Linked DNA regions of Homo sapiens: region 2 is linked to region 1. Evidence: read pairs that join two places in POLR2A ChIA-PET (ENCODE). Cell type or tissue: K562. All regions are shown on one strand. Links, peaks and the distances in the headings refer to the core of each region. The heading gives the core; the rest is flanking DNA. Region 1 overlaps PAPPA (pappalysin 1). Region 2 overlaps ASTN2 (astrotactin 2).

The links. Peaks named below come from ENCODE experiments on the same cell type or tissue, not always from the same donor. Only the 100,000 strongest peaks of a DNase experiment are listed, where the experiment ranks them.
Region 2: POLR2A ChIA-PET joins it to region 1 with 5 read pairs; 2 of 35 experiments call an interaction of 5 or more read pairs at or near these places.

The regions. Positions count from the first base shown.
Region 1 is chr9:116,392,574-116,397,954 of GRCh38, reverse strand. PAPPA (pappalysin 1) reads right to left here. Exons shown (of 22, transcript NM_002581.5): 22 at 1-1,446. The coding sequence ends at 1,339. Among named protein-coding and RNA genes, the nearest start is that of PAPPA-AS1, 5.3 kb to the left of the region's middle. RefSeq lists an enhancer at 2,020-2,519. In K562, for the core only: no CTCF peak of the experiment used is centred there; a DNase peak (open chromatin) is centred at 2,414.
Region 2 is chr9:116,448,640-116,454,020 of GRCh38, reverse strand. The region is part of intron 20 of ASTN2 (astrotactin 2); the gene reads left to right. Among named protein-coding and RNA genes, the nearest start is that of PAPPA-AS1, 51 kb to the right of the region's middle. In K562, for the core only: no CTCF peak of the experiment used is centred there; DNase peaks (open chromatin) are centred at 2,336 and 3,290.

The DNA.
Region 1 (5,381 bases), core at 382-5,381:
GAGAACAATCTGTACTGTTCTTATAAAAGATTCTTTCTCCCAGAATTATATCTCCTCAGAGCAACAGCAAGGTTCTCAGGATCAAAGCCTACTCTAGCCTGAAGGGCTAGGAAGATTAGGATAAGGATAAGGATAATAATCCAAAAGTCTCGACAATTCCAGTAGTCTCTGGATGGCTCCAACATCATAGAAATTTAACACTGTTCCACTTGTTTACAAAATCTAACACTGGCTTAGACATTCTGGACTTTCAGTGAGGGTTCCAGCATCTGATGTCCCTCAACTCCTTTCCAGGGTGAGAGGCCCACTTACAGGAAACTTAACTTCTCACCATGTGGACCCATGAGGGTTTTTCTCTTGCAGAAGGGCTAAAAAGTGAGGAGCTATGGAAAAATGTGGGTCACTTTTAAGGCAGACTGTTTGGTTGTGTGGAATTTTTCCTAACCTAGTTCTACCATCTTGGATTATTCAATGTATAGGATAGAGCAGCAGGAAAAGTAGCAGCAAATGTGGTCCCAAGGCAAGATCTGGGGGAACAGGTAAGTCCTAGAGGGATATTATGACCTCAAGCCTCAAGCAAGGGGCTGATATAATACCTTGACATTGCAATCCTAAGCCATTCTCAGATTGGCCTCGAACCCTGGAGTTGGGGTAAAATCCCCCATGGCAGCAGAAGAATTGGGGCGCTTTGCATACCTGATAATCTTTACCTCTTCCTAGGTCCTAGTTCCCTAGAAGGTAGGGGATCACAGACTGTTTCACTTCCAATCCCAAAGGACTGCACAATTGTGCATGTCCTACATATTCTGAGCCTCAGAGTGTGAACTAGCTTGACATCTCCACACTTGGTCTTAGCAGTTTCTGCAAATTTCTTTCTCCCAAGGATAGTGTTGGCTAGGAGCTTGGGAAAGAAAAGATTGAGTTTATTCCGGTCTCTCTCTGCTCATCTCCAGAACTGCCCTCACACAGATGTTTGTATGGGTGTGTATGCATGCATGTGTACTAAACACAGATGGGCACACTCTAGATATAGAACACGTTTCTTGCTGTGGTTGTGTGACAAATGGCTAGAATTTTAGGAGGCTCTGGGACTGCACACTGTATATGCAATCCATCTCAGACTTTGGGATGGGAATCCATTTCATCATCCAGCATGGCGAAACTTGGTTCATTCGCCCCAATGTGAGTCCTTCCTGGGTAAAATTAAAGGCAGACCGGTTGGGTGCTAAGGATCCCTGGTGTGGAGAGGCCATTCCGTTGAGCAGCTGACTGTGAAATCAATACCAAAGGGATGTGGGTCCTGGCGTTGGGAATTCTTTGACAACTTCTTGTCCTTCCTTAGCCATGGCTGTATCCCCGGAGGTCTTTCCGGCTGTGTTCTTGGGCCTGGGGGTCCCGACAAGCACAGTCACCTTGTAGATCACAGGACATAGGGAATGGGGTGACCTGCAGAAAGAAGAAGTGAATCAGGTGATTTGGTCTGAAGCAGTAATGATCAGAAAGGCAGTGCAGCGCAGGGATACAATCACTGGATTTGAGGAGCAGAAGGTTCAAGTTCAAGTTATGGCTCTGCTTCTTGCTATCCTGGTGATAACTTTTATCGAGCACACCATGATCATAATCACAGCAGTTTTCATTTGCAGAGGCACTTGCTATGGGTCAGGCATTTGCTATGGGGTAAGGCAATGTACTCAGTGATTTCCAAACAAGAAAACACTTTTGACAACTCTATAAGACAGATGCTGCAACAATCACCCTTTTATTGATGGGGAAACTGAAGCTCAGAAAGGAATAAGAATTTGCCAAAAGTAATAATAAGTGTCAAGTCTGGTATTTAAAGTAAAACAAGCTACTTACTTATCTCAGAGCCTCAGGTCCCTATGTAGAGCTGATATAATAAGACCCACTTTGTATTTTAAACTATAGGAGCTGAGTAAAATCATGGGTGGAAAATTGTCGTGCACTGTAGCAAAGTTGATTAATAGAACTGTGTAATGGAATATCTGATGTATAAGTGATCAAGTGAAAGAAAGGATGTGGAAGTGTCTTTTGAGAAAACATAAGTCTCTGCACATACTGGTCACTTTGACTTTAGTAGGCAATGATGAAAACAAAAAGCATGTCTCAGGGAAGCTAGACCACCTTCTGGGAGGCTTGGAATCCTGAGTAGGGAATAGATCGCATGGTGGTTTTGCACCAAATTTGAAGGACCTGGGAAGCAGATTTTAGCATACGAACAAGTGAGAGAACTGAGTTCAATACAGTTGCCAGTTCGTTCCTTCATGTGCTCTGTGACCTTGGCCAGCTTTCCTTTCTGCAAACTGATAGGAAGAGCCCAACAGAGTGAGTGTCTTCCCCATCCAGGAGATAATCTATCTTTCCAAAGAGCACAGTGCAGTTCCTGCTTGAGTCCCCACCTGAACTAACGCAAGTAGATTTCACCTCATTGCATCATGACATTTGCATATAACTTTCCCCAGAGAGCCTCCCATCTGCGCAGATGGATTTAATGACCTCATTTGCCTCCTGCCTGGGCAGGGTCTCCAAGTGGTCACGTAGTCTCAGAGAGAATCTTTGTTTCTATCCTTCTCTCTCATGTACTTGTGGACTCATTCTCAATGTCTACCTCTTCTTTTTTCTCTGCCTCTTTGACCTCTTTCCCTCCCTCCCAACCTCTCTCCATCCTGAAAGTTTGCAATAATTTAAAATGTAGAATGGAACATCAGAAAGATTTAAGTATATGCCCCAGCTCTCTCATCTACTTGAGATGTGACCTTGAACATGTGACAATTTCTCTGAGTCTCAATGAACTCATTCATTTAATGGGAAAAATAAAAGTGTAGACCTCCTGAGGTTGTGATAAGGAATACATGAAATAACTCATGAAAACACCTCACACAGTGCTTGACATATGCTAAGTGCTCAATTATTCTGTCTCTTTCTCTCTCCCGCTCCCTCTCCTTTATTTTTTTGGTCTATCCTCCCACCAATTCTGTGGCCCATAAGGCAGGGACCAGGTCAATCTTGTTTATTCCTGTTTTCACAGGCCCTAAGCCACAGAATGAATAAATTTGTATTCATTGATCCATCTCTCTCTGACTCTTTGTACTTATGGCTACCACAAGTCTTTGTTTCTCTTTTCAATTTAAATTCATAAGTGCTTGATGCTGTGGTAAGCATTTCCACCGTCCCCTTTTCCAAGCAGCACCTCTCTTCTTGCTCACAGCTACTTGCTGTTCTCTGTTTAGGACATTTACTTTCCATCCTCTGTGACTTTGTGGAATACATCTAGGATATTCCATCTAGAATCTAGAATATTTGCCCCTATTCATTTTACCTTGAAGAGAAGCACAGAATATTAGAACTGGAAGTGGCATAGAGAGAAAACCCCCCAGTCCAAACAGGGAAACTGAGGGCAAAGCCAAGTCAAAATCCAACCACTGGGGTAGAGTGTGGAAAGTACTATCATGAAAGCCAAAAGGTTTGGGTTGGGATCCTTGTTTGCTTCATACTCGTTGAATGATTTTGGGAAAATCCCTCCACTGTCATGATCTTAGGTTCTACATCTATGAAAGGAGGATTTTTAAAATACCATATTTCATGTTGCATTTTTTCTGAGGATCAAGCAAGAAGAAACATGCAAAAGCCTCAGCACATGGCCTAACACCCTTGAGATGCTCAGTGCCAAATACATATATGCTGAATCAGATTTCTCCCTCACTCGTATTTCACGATCTTTCCTGCCTATTGTCCCCCACCGCCCACCTTCCACACTTGAACAATCTCCTTGTCCTTAACTCCCCCATGCTTTATCCATCCCCGTCTCCTACCCTTGCTCTCATTCTATCATTAGCACGATCCAGTTACCTCTAATGTCTTCTCTAATATTCTGTCTGTAACACTTTCCCATTGAGCTCAAACACCCATGAGGGATGGTTTCATGTCTGTCTGCTTTATCTTTTGTGCTTTCTGCTGCACCTCACTCAAGGCAAACATTCAAAAAATTATATGTCTTAGAATAAAATCCAAAGTCCTTACCACAAGTTCAAGGCCTTGCATGATCTGATTTCTACATAAGTCTCAGATCTTACATGGTTTCCTTCTCCTCCTCACTCTCAGTGGCTTCTTTATTTATTGGTTCCCCAGATACTCTGTTTTCCTACTTTTGTGTCCTTAGCCACTAATGGCCCTCCACTCTGACTGCTCTTCCCTGGCCAGCTCTTTTTCATTGTCCAGGTCTTTTCGCAAGTATCACTACCTCCCTCAGTAGTCTGACCAAAGATATTAGGTTGGTGCAAAAATAATTGTGGTTTTTGCCATTGAAAGTAATGGTAAAAACGGCAATTACTTTTGCACCAACCTAATAGCACCATCACCTTCATACCATATCACAGCATCTTATTTTTGCACCCTTCTGATACTGAATTACTTCTTTACTTCGATGTCAGCTCACTCTGGGCAGGGACCATGACTGTTATTGAACTCAGTCTTTATGCATTCAATGACCCATGAATGAATGAACAAATGAATGCATGAATATGCAGGCAGAATACAAGTCAGGGAGCCTCCACTTTTACAGTCAGTTGCTGGGTGACTTTGGACAAGTTACTTCCCTTCTCTGAGCTTGTTTCCCTGCCTATAATAAGAGTTGATTTTCATAGCTTCTAACTTCTCATCTGGCTGAAAATCCTTCTCAGTCTGAGAAAGGTAGAAGGCAAAGACCTGGCCAGAAAGGAACTTGAAACATAGAATTTCTTCACAGACCCTGTCTTGAATGCTCCCCTTCCTGTCCTCCCCAGTTCAATCAGCTTCTCCAAAATTGTTGGCTGGTAAGGCCTTGCCACCAGTTAGCTTCTCAGGCCGGTCTTGGCACTCTGGCTATGCTGGGGTGGTGTCACCTTTTTCTTCCTTCCCCAGGCCAGTCTGGGCAGTTTCAGCACTTCCGAAATAAACACTGGAGGAAACTCAATCAGAATATGACAAAGCCTAGGAGGGTTGGTCTCAGGAGGCCTATCCAGAGCCTCCTTGTCTCCACTACATGCTTGTAAGTAATATGTTGTAGACTTTATACAGAAACTGTATGACTTTCAGCAAGTCCCTGGCATCTTGTGGACTTCAGCCTCCCCATCTGTAAGACAAGGGTCTTTATCAAGACCTCGAAGGGCTCTAGTGAGGAGTCAGTGAAGTCATGTCAGGTCCAGTCCAGCTCTCAGAGTGCCCAATGTAGAGGAGACACATGGTGTTTTCTTCCCTCCTCTTGCCTCTTTGTGAACTGCCTGTTCAGAGCCTCCTCTGTTACAAGCTTCCTCACTTATCACAGATATAAAGCTGAGAAGAAAAGGGTGGAGATTTTCAGGTATTGCTAGGTCTAACCTGGAAAG
Region 2 (5,381 bases), core at 180-5,179, 56 kb before region 1:
GGAAAAGAAAGCAAAGTCCATGGGGCAGAAATTCACCCAAGGTCACAACAGGCAGCCCTGAGTTCAGGCTCCAGCTGAGCCAGTGCCTAGTGTGTAAATTGTTTCTAGTTTTCTTAACTATGATCAAAAGTGGATATTGCTGTCATGGGGTAACTGATGAGGAAACTGAAGCTCACAAACATGGCATGATTTGCTTATACATGCTGTGGCTGAACTGGAGCTCTAATGAAACCTTATGAAAAACAACACCCTCCAGAACCATTGCCTTTGTGCAGGGATTTGATTTTAAAGATGCACTGTTTCCATTTTATCTTACTTGAGTATCATAAGTAAGCAAGATAAGCAAGATAACATTTATTGTACCAAGCACTGTTCTGGGTGTTTCTCATGCTATTCATTCTTTTTTTTTTTTTTTTTTTTTTTTTTTGAGACGGAGTCTCGCACTTTTGCCCAGGCTGGAGTGCAATGGCATGATCTCAGCTCGCTGCAAGCTCCACCTCCTGGGTTCACATCATTCTTCCACCTCAGCCTCCCAAGTAGCTGGGACTACAGGCACCCGCCACCACGCCCAGCTAATTTTTTTGTATTTTTAATAGAGACGGGGTTTCACCGTGTTAGCCAGGATGGTCTCGATCTCCTGACCTCGTGATCCACCCGCCTCTGCCTCCCAAAGTGCTAGGATTACAGGCGTGAGCCACCACGCCCAGCGCTATTCATTCTTACAACAATCTTGTGAGGCAAGTATTGTTGACTCCATTTTACAGATAGGAAAACTAAGACTCTCAGAGATGTTAGAAACAGGAAATGGAGAAAGTCATGATGCAAACTCAGTCTTTTAGACCCCAAGCAGAGGGCTTGTTTCTTTGTCCCACTCCCACCCCTCCACCCATGGAAAGCAGAACTCACATATGAGATGGGAACTGAGCTCAGCTCAGAACTGAGTAGATAAGAACCATTCTGCCTATAATGTTCCCTAACTTAATGGCCAAGAGTAAATCCAAGTTGGTGGCCTCTGCTTGGCCTCTCCTCCTCTGAGCTTGGCTTTGGCAAAATTCAATCTTAAAGGCACCATGGAAGAAGAGAAGGGCTTTAGGGTCAGATGTGGGAAGAGAAGTGATGTCAGTGTTGAAAGGAGCAGTAGTGTGTTCCTGTTGTAAGATCTCTTCCTTGTCAAAAGTTGGGAACATGGAGTTCATCCTCCTAATAAACTTTAACTTCCTCTGAACTGTGACTCAAGACCCACTTGGGACCAATGAATGCCTAATAATTTTATCCATTTGGAAAGAGCAGTGGACTTTGAGTAAGTAGACCTATGTTGGGGCCTGGCTAAACTACTACTATATCTGTAGCCTTGGGAAAGTCAATCCAAATTTCCAAGGCTCACTTGCCTCCTTGTAAAATGGATTTAATAATACACATCCCTTAGGCAGTTGTAAAGGAAACAGAAGACAACTGTGTAAAAGCTTCTAGCACTGTGTCTGATACAGAGTATGTGCCCAGGAAATGTGTGTGGAATCTCTAAGGCACTTTTACATCCATAATCACCATTTAGTCCTCACACCGTCACCATGGGGTTATTGACAGGCCACTGAGGTGCAGAGAGGGCAAACAATCCCACCAAAGCCACATAGCTAGTTAATGACAAGGTGAAACCTACACATCATATCCTCTGCCTCTCAATTCAACATGCTTCCAAGTTATGCCTTCTGAAAAAGTCATTTCTATAACTGAAGTCACTTTAAAAATTATTGTTTATATCTGAGTTCAGAGATGCTGTCCAATATATAATAAAGATATTTTTAAAAGCCTACAATTTGCTTCAGAGATCCCAGGAGTGCAAGTTGGAGTAGAATAATTGGGCATTCTGTGTTCAATTCATTCCTTAACTTGAGACCATAAGGTTAGTCTGTGTCTGCTTTACCCTAAAACAGCATATTAAAATGTGAACATCTTCCAATTAAGTACTATAGCTAGTACAATTATGTGTTATCATTTAGTCCACACCCTGAATAAAGAGAAGGAGGAGGAAAAGACGGGGGATGGGGAGAGGAAGGGACAGGAGAAGACCAAGAAAAGAAAGGCAAACACAGTCATTGTTGTTAAAGCCAAGCCACATGCCAACCTGCATTTTTTTTTTTCAAGAGGGGTCAGGTCACTCATATTTGATGAGTGAATGAATACACTCAGATCATTTGCATAGTATTTATATATTTAAATCCACTGTCTTATTCACTCCTCAAAGGCTTTCAGAATGGAGAGGGCAAGAATTGTCATCATTTTTTCGTACAAAAAAATGAGAGTCCTGTAGGTGGTTGACAATCCCAGTTTGCAGCAGACAGAAGATCCAGCAAGATAAGGTCTAGTTCACAGTAGCTTTTAAACTCATATCTAAGGCTTAGTCCACTGTTTTGAAAGAAGGAAGAACAGACACACCTGAAACAAACATAGGGGCAAGAATACATTTTTATTGAAGACCTTATAGTACTGTGTCCCATTTCTTGTTCATTTGACCATCTCTCTGCTCTTCTGTGAGCTCCATGACAGCAAAAACCCCACTCTTTTTTTTTTTATGGGTGTTTCTTCCGTGCTTAGCAGAATGCCCAGCACCTAGTAGGCATTCATTTATGGCAAAGCACACAGAGTGGAACTGCTGTGATAATTACTCACTCCTCAGGTATTGGAGATACACTCAACACACTTTAATTGTAAATGAATTTATATGTATTTAATTTTAAGTGTTAATACTATAATTATTTCTGAGTTCTGGTGTTCACTGCACTGTGAATTTTAGGGAGATGCTCACATACCAGTGAATTTCAGGGGATTTAGCAGTCAGAACAGTGGATGCCTAGCACCGTTTCCAGGTTGCTGTCACCTCTGCCTGAGCTTAGAACCAACACTGGTTTCCAGACTTGGCCTTCCTACAGAGCTCTCCCTGCCAGCTCCCCACTCCCCTGATTCTTTGCCTGTTAGCTCATACAGCTTGAGAGGTTGAAGGGAGTGCAAGTGTGGGGAGCTGGTGTTTGGAGCCCAACCACAAACTGCTTTACCTTTGTTCTAAGCCAGGACCTCCTAATCATGCCTCAGACTGAGTTGTTTTGAAAGTAGAAACTAGGATGGGAGTCCTTAATACCAAGATGGTCTCTCTGTTCCGGGCACTAGAATTAAATATTTATGTTGGCAGAAAGCATGGGTTGTCAGCTTGAGTTGGGAGACAGGAAAGTTGGGTTCTGGTGCTCGAGGGTGGGTGGCTGCATGTGAGAGTGAGCAGGGATGCATAGCAGCCCCTGGTGACTCATTCTCAAGCCTCACTTGGGTACTCCTAGACCAAAGGGGAACAGAAATACTTTGCTTGGTAGCTAGCACTCAGCTGGGGGGAAGTTTGGACATCTGACTTTTGGCAGCCTCTCCAGCCCAACTTGCCCAATACCCTCATGTCCCAGGCTGGGAAAGTGAGAGCAGAGCATGGTGGGACTTACCCAAAGCCATTATTACTCAAACTGGAGTCTAGGTCTTCAACGGGCTATGGAGGCATTAGACCTGCAGTTAGAGAGCTGTGTGACCTTGGACCAGTCACTTGAACTCTCTGATCCTAACTGTAAAATAGGAATGATTTCTAACCTTGGGATTAAATGAAATAATGTAAGCAAATGATACTACATTCAGTACTTTCAAAGCTCTACATTGGAGTCAGTAGGCTTTCCTCTGGAGGTCCAGATAGTAAATATTTTAGGCCTTGACGATGCTGTGATTTCTGTCACAATTACGTGATTCTGCCATTGTAGTGTGAAAGCAGCCATAGAAAATGCATTCAAAGCAAACCAAAAAAGAGTGTGGTTGTAAAAGATTTATTTATGAAAATAGGCAGTGGGCCAGATTTGGACTGTGGGCTGTAGTTTGCTGATCCTGCTTGCAATGCTTGTTAGTTGTTGCAGTTACTATTGATGACACAACAAATGACCCCAAAACTTAGCAGCTTAAAATCACCATTTGATTTTGCTCATGGATCTGTGGGTTGAAAATTCAGACAGTACATAGTAGGTTGGGCTGTCTTTGCTCCACGAAGTATGGGGCCTCAACTGCAAGAATTCAAAAGCTGGGAGTAACTTGACTGCTTGGGTGAGAATTATCTGAAGGCTCCTTTACTCATCCATCTGGAGCCTAGGTACCAGGGCTGCTGAAGCAACCACACATGGCCTCTCCTTGTGGCTTGTCTTCCTCCCACCACAGTGGCCTCAGGGCACTCAAATTTCTTATACGGAGGCTCACAGTTCCAAGTGAGAATGTTTCAGTAAGCAAGGTGGTAGCTGCATCCCCTTTTATGACCCAGACTCAGAAGTCACACAGCATCCCTTCCATTTTGCTCTACTGGTCAAAGCACTCATGAGCCTGCCCATATTCAAGGTGAAATGTCAAAGAACTGGGGCGGGGGTCTTGTTTTAAAGCCATTATAGAAGAGATGAATTATTTAAACACATGCACATTGAATAACAATTATGCTAACTTACCACTTACCATGTGTCAAGCATCGTTTCATAAACTTTATTCCTCTAACATCCCTTTGAGATAGATAATATTATCATACACATTTTATTTTTACTAATTTATTTATTTAGAGGCAGGGTCTCGCTCTCTTGGCCAGGCTAGACTGCAGTGGTGCCATCTTGGCTCACTGTAGCCTTGATCTCCCAGGCTCAAATGATCCTCCCACCTCAGCCTCCCTAGTAGCTGGGACTACCAGTGTGTACCACCATGCACAGCTAATTTTTGTATTTTTTGTAGAGATGGGGTTTCACCATGTTGCCCAGACTGGTTTTGAACTCCTGGGCTCATGCAATCCACCTGCCTCGGTCTCCCAAAGTGCTGGGACTACAGTTGTGAGCCACCACGCCCGGCCACACACTTTAAAGACAAGAAACATTACAGAACAGAGAAGGTCGATTAACTTGCCTAAGGTCATAAGGATAGTAGGTTGTAGAACAAACATTCGAACTCAGGTAGCAGGGCTCCAGTGTCTATTCTAACCTCTGCACACCCTGCCTCATTGTGATCATAAAAGCAGAAACACTCTTTCTACTACTTGAGTGGAGCTGGGTTCAGAATGAGAGGCTTTGGACTTCAGAGTGTCTAGCAGTCTTCCCATCAAAAATCCATCACGAACACTATTACACATTTTCTCTACATCCATACTGTCTGGGCATCATGAATAGTACAAGGGAAAAGATATAGTACTTGATTTTGTTCACAAGAAACCTAAACTATGGGTAGGGAGATTGCATTCTGATTTCATTCTCACAATCCCACAAGATAAAACTCTTGTCCCCATTTTACAGATAAGGAAACTGAGGCTCAATGGTAGAATTTCTACTTGCTCAGTAGCT